Linked DNA regions of Homo sapiens: region 1 is linked to region 2. A link is a contact called in ENCODE Hi-C or POLR2A ChIA-PET data. All regions are on one chromosome and are shown on one strand. The core of a region is the stretch at or near the end of the contact, and the rest is flanking DNA. Distances in the headings are between cores, read along the strand shown.

Region 1 (2,744 bases), core at 213-2,712, 140 kb after region 2:
AGTGAGGGGCTTAGCACCCGGGCCAGCAGCTGCGGAGGGTGCGCTGGGTCCCCCAGCAGTGCCAGCCCACCGGCCCTGCACTCGATTTCTTGCCAGGCCTTAGCTGCCTCCCCGTGGGGCAGGGGACCTGCATCCTGCCATACCTGAGCCTCCCCCACCCCCGCCCCGCCGTGGGCTCCTGCATGGCCTGAGCCTCCCCGACGAGTGCTGCCCCCTGCTCCATGGCACCTGGTCCCATCGACCGCCCAAGGGCTGAGGAGTGTGGGCACACGGCGTGGGACTGGCAGGCAGCTCCACCTGTGGCCCCGGTGTGGGATCCACTGGGTGAAGCCAGCTGGGCTCCTGAGTCTAGTGGGGACTTAGAGAAACTTTATGTCTAGCTAAGGGATTGTAAATACACCAATCAGCACTCTGTATCTAGCTCAGGGTTTGTAAATACACCAATTGACACTCTGTATCTAGCTAATCTAGTGGGGACGTGGAAAACTTTTGTGTCTGTCTCAGGGATTGTAAACACACTAATCAGCACCCTGTCAAAACGGACCAATCAGCTCTCTGTAAAACAGACCAATGGGCTCCCTGTAAAATGGACCAATCAGCAGGACGTGGGTGGGGCCAGATAAGAGAATAAAAGCAGGCCGCCTGAGCCAGCAGTGGCAAGCCACTGGGGTCCCCTTTCACACTGTGGAAGCTTTGTTCTTTTGCTCTTTACAATAAATCTTGCTACTGCTCTTTGGGTCCACACTGCCTTTATGAGCTGTAACACTCACCATGAAGGTCTGCAGCTTCACTCCTGAAGCCATCAAGACCACAAAACCACCGGGAGGAACGAACAACTCCAGACGCGCCGCCTTAAGAGCTGTTTAACACTCACCACGAAGGTCTGCAGCTTCACTCCTGAGCCAGTGAGACCACGAACCCACCAGAAGGAAGAAATTCCGAACACATCCGAACATCAAAAGGAACAAACTCTGGACACGCTGCCTTTAAGAACTGTAACACTCGCCGTGAGGGTCCACGGCTTCATTCTTGAAGTCAGTGAGACCAAGAACCCACCAATTCCAGACACAAGAGTACTGACCTACTTACTAGAGTGTATTCATCAGATATGTAGAGTCTAATAATGGTAAGTATAAGATCCAACATAAGGAAAAAATACAACATGAAGAAATTGTCCTGTGTGTATAATTTCAAATTAATACATATAATTGGACAAATAAAATATCCACTTCCCAATTAAAGTCTTTTTCTAGGTCATAAAATAAACCTTACTTTCAAACTTGTGCAATTCAGCAGAAAAAAATGTTTTGTTCTAGACCCTTTCAAGTGCCCCGTGACCTTCTCCCGCAATGATTAAAAAAAAAAAAAACCCTATTGCCAACATCTATACTTGCTGCCTTAAAGCATGCGTATGCAAATCAATAAAAAATGCTTCTTGTTGTACAGGAACAGGAGCAGGTCAGTAGACAAGGAACTTCCTGCTTTGGTATGCTTCCTGTTTTCTGCTATCAGGACATACCTGTAAGTAGTAATCAGGATCACTGAAAAAACAAATTGAGAAGTAGAGAAAAAAAATGACTTGTTGCCAACCCACGTGAATTCAAGCTAATTCATCCTGTTTATTTAGTTCCTGTTTCAGCTTGGTTAATGACACTTCCCTGGAATGTATTTGTTTAGGAGTCCAAGCAGAGACATTTCTTACTAGGAAAACAGGCCCAGGGTGAACCCAGAGATTTAGAGGAAAAGAAACCTAACGGGGAAATATTTTAAGCTTCTCAAGTAAACTAACTCAAGAAACTTTCTTTCTAAAAGATGTTTTCCTTTACCCAAGATTTTGTTCAATATTTCTTCAGTAGCTACAATTTACCAGGGACTGTAGAGATTACATCTGTGTCAATACATACTGCATTCTTTTTTAGAACAGAGTTCTGATTTACTTCAATTGGGTTTCTAAGAGACATAGAGTCTTCCTAGAAAAGCAGAAATTTATGACCAGAAGGCAGTTTTGTTAATAGTCCAGAAGCTTCCTTATAACCTTTTTTTAAAAAAAGATTTTCAGGAAAGACAACCATTACAATCTTCTCAACTTCGCTACTGATATAAACCATATTATCCATGAAAATGCATTGTTTCACACAATTTACATGCATTATCTCATTTGTTCTTCACGATGACCCAACCAAGTTAGGCACTATTTTGTCCTTGCTGTAGAAGAGGAAACTGTAAAGCAACTTGCCCTACCTGACAGAGCTAGTAGTGGTAGAGCCAGGATTTGAATTCAAGTAGGTCTAACTTGGAAGCTAGTGCTCAAGTGTGTCTGATTTGGAAGCTACCACTTCATTAGGTGGTGCTTGTACAAACAGCCTTAAATACAGCACTCAGGTGTAATAACCATGGTTCAGTCAGATGTTGAATGCATTTTTCTAAATATTTCTCTGATTGAAACCAATCTCTCCATCTCAATTCCTTCAAAGCTTGCCTTAAATACTAGATCCTAAAGAAGTCCCTCCTAGTCCTTTAAGGAACGAATTAATCTCTCTCCTTTGCTTGTGCACATTCTGTTCTCTATATGTAAGCTTTTTTGAGAATGGAACCAGGCTGATTTCCTATGCACTCCTGGTGCTTCTCATACAGAAGTAAAAGGACCATATCATACTTAAAGAAACAGGCCTCCAACAGCTGTTTGTAATGCTGAATTCAAATCATGTTCTAAAGAGGCAAGAATAAATAAGCATTAATTTCTA
Region 2 (2,939 bases), core at 297-2,796:
CTCGTGCTCTCTCTCTCTCTCTCTCTGGGATTTGTTAGATACTTTGAACTACATTTTAATCCCTCTCTTTAATCAGAATACATATCCATCCTGAAGGGGAACACTCTAGGATTTTTTAAAATCATTCAGCAAATTTTTATTGAGCCCCTCTCCTTTGCAAGGCACATTCTAATCTAGGTGCTGGAAGTAAGCTGTGTGAACAAATGAGACGATTCCCCTTTCTAATGAGTTTATATGCAATGTGGTATCTTTACCGATACATGCTCTGTCAGAAAGAAGCAGCCCACTTCTGTCCAATAGCCAATCCACTACCCTTCAGACAAAAATGAGAAAAATAAGGATAGTCATTTAGTTAGTTTCTCTCCAGATCTGAAGACTATAGTGAGGTCTTGAGAGTTCAGTAATTCACCAGTAAGGTTCCAGGGGCAGGAAGGGAGTTCAGGGTTAGAAGCTACACTGTACCACTCCAAGATCTGTTCTTTTGTGAGCCAGCATTGTATGTGTGTGTGTCTGTGCGCCCACACATGTGTGCACACGTGCATGCATGCTTTGTTTTGTTTTAATGTCCATATTATTAGGTTACAGTCTTTTCCTTATTTCATTGCTGACTTATTACTAGAAAGGAGGGAGCTAGTGGTTTTCATTGTTGGTATCCCTTGTTTTTAGTTCTGAGAGAAAGAGAAAGAGAGAGACTCTATAATCTGCTTTCATTCTATCACCTGAGCCTGGAGGCCTCAACTAGTTCTTTTAACTCTAATTAAGCCTTAGAGTCTGCAAGTATAAGACAGCTGTGAAGTAGCTCTGCCCTCAGAATTTTGTAAGTACTTTAAGACATAGACAAACACACATACACACAACAAAACAAAACAAAAACATAAAGCTGAGGTGGTTTGGTTGGGTTCCTTGCCAGCTTAGCCTCTTACTCTTGGCTAAAAAACATTTCAAGGACTTAAACTGTGGAATAGTTCTAAGAAATTGCTTAGTCTTATCCCTGGACACTGCAAAATGGATTGCCTCAGATCTAAGAAACCCATTTATCAGAAAAATTCTTCAATTTCATGATATGTTATGGTCGAGATGTTATTGCACAATCCCACAGAAATCTAGTCCCTCTCCTAAATATGCCGAACACCTATACAGATGGAGGCAAGCAGAGAGAGGAAGGTGAGAGTGAACACTTGTTCCTGAAATCTCCCAAGATACCGGCTCTGGGTTAGCATTAGAAGGCCTAAGCACCTGGATCTATTAACCTAAATAGAAAAAAGAAATAACCAAATACTTGTTGAAATAACCAACAAGTATTTGGTTATTTCTTTTTTCTATTTAGGTTAATAGATGGAGCATTACCTAAAAATGAGATGAAGCATCACCTACAAATGTCCCTCAAACAAGTCATACTTAGTTCAGATTATAAAGAGAGTATTTGATAAATGCTGTACGTATAAGGGAATTCGAATGGCACTAGCTTACAGCTTCTTGTGTCACTACCATGCCTCTAATGCAATTTCCCCCATCTAGAAATGTAACCCTCAGCCAGTTGCCTTGAAAGCTGGTTACCGTGGAGATGATTATCAGTATTATGATGACCTATTTAGAAGAATTTCTGCATCACCAGAAAACAAATAACCACAGAGAGAGCCTTTCAAATGAATCATGCTCTTTCTCTGAAAGTGCCTTTACAAACAAATGCCATGGATGTATTGTGTTTGTGTGCTGTGTGTGGATTTGTTCATTATTTGTATTTGCAAAGGTTTTAGTGAAATTCCAGTTGTCTTTAGGCATGCCAAGAGTAGAGAGGGTAGTACAAACAACAGGCATAAGCATATAGACATCTGTCCTCTTCCTACAATTTGAAATGCATGGCCATGGCTGTATTGATTTCTCAGCAATGTTAACATTTCTTTCATTTGTACAGTTTTTCTTGCTCATCCACTGCTTTTTGAGGCTTTTTAAGGACTGCTGGAATGTGGTTGGCAGGTGGTTGGTAAAGACTGGTTTTTACAAACTGATTGGCCATTAATAGTTCCTAAACACACTATGACTACTTGATGACTATTTTGATTTTCTCAAAATTATGTCATGAAATATTCTCTTAACTTCTGTTTGGTCTCCCATTTTTCTATAAAATAGTTTTGTGTGTGATTGTATGCAGACCTAGTGTTTTGTTTTTTTTTTAAGTTTTTAAATTTGTTATCCATTAATCATTGCCCTGCTCCTTATAGGAAAGACTGATTTTCAGCTGCTGCCCTTTTTGGTTTTGTTTTGCTTTTGATTTTTCTTCTTCTTTTTTTTTTTTTTTTTTTGAGACATTTAATTTGCACTTGTAAAAATTTCAGTGATAAAAATTAAACCTTTATTATGTTCATAGAAGCAGCAAATAACAATATAAGCCAAATGTTACCCCAAAGAGGTCAAACAGATCTAATATTTTCCTTCCAGTCTATGAAGGTCGTGTATTATGGCATTTTTATATTTGTTCTTATTGTATTTTCAGGCACACTCCTTTTTCTACTCTCATCCTTCCACCCACTGTCACTTCTTCTAAGGTAATGGCAGGAATGTTCATATTTTCTGCTGTTATTTCATATCATCTAGCAAAGTGCTGGATAATCGATGTTTAATAAACCTGACCCCTCATATAACCTCAAAAGTTTCAAAAGTTCTTTAACCAGATAAACTCCATTTTTGTCTGTTCATGTTCACAATGGCCTTCCAGTCTAGGAATCTCCATTTTTTAAACCATGTACAGGCAGTCTGTTTTCCACAGAACATTTTGGGTTTAAGTCAATTAACTAATTTTGGCCCCATTTTCAATTTCTATACCATAGACTTGTCCTTATGCCCAAAATCACATTGCTCTGAACTGAGGGCAAATATCAAATTCATATTAATCACCTCACTAATATTCTTAGGCTGGTCTGAATGCTATGTAAATCCCA

What was found. Hi-C counts contacts between places; a loop is a spot of excess contacts on that map. ChIA-PET counts read pairs that join two places held with the same protein, here RNA polymerase II (POLR2A). Pooled maps may share reads with other maps.
Region 1: a loop to region 2 is called in a pooled map, with 2.4 times the contacts of the local background. The contact joins two enhancer-like sites. A Hi-C loop is called at or near these places in 8 of 168 maps with a recorded cell type or tissue (Caco-2, Caki2, IMR-90 and 5 more) and 5 of 50 pooled maps. POLR2A ChIA-PET finds 5 or more read pairs at or near these places in 2 of 52 experiments (H1 and PC-9).

Annotation. Positions count from the first base shown.
Region 1 is chr12:79,565,074-79,567,817 of GRCh38, forward strand. No RefSeq gene overlaps it. Among named protein-coding and RNA genes, the nearest start is that of PPP1R12A-AS2, 120 kb to the right of the region's middle. Within about 2 kb of position 1,463, at least 4 of the 41 ENCODE cell types and tissues checked have a DNase peak (open chromatin) inside an H3K27ac peak, as active enhancers do; they include PC-9, where a contact is called at or near this core.
Region 2 is chr12:79,422,670-79,425,608 of GRCh38, forward strand. All of the region lies in intron 9 of SYT1 (synaptotagmin 1), which reads left to right. Among named protein-coding and RNA genes, the nearest start is that of MIR1252, 4.9 kb to the left of the region's middle. Within about 2 kb of position 1,547, at least 4 of the 41 ENCODE cell types and tissues checked have a DNase peak (open chromatin) inside an H3K27ac peak, as active enhancers do; they include PC-9, where a contact is called at or near this core.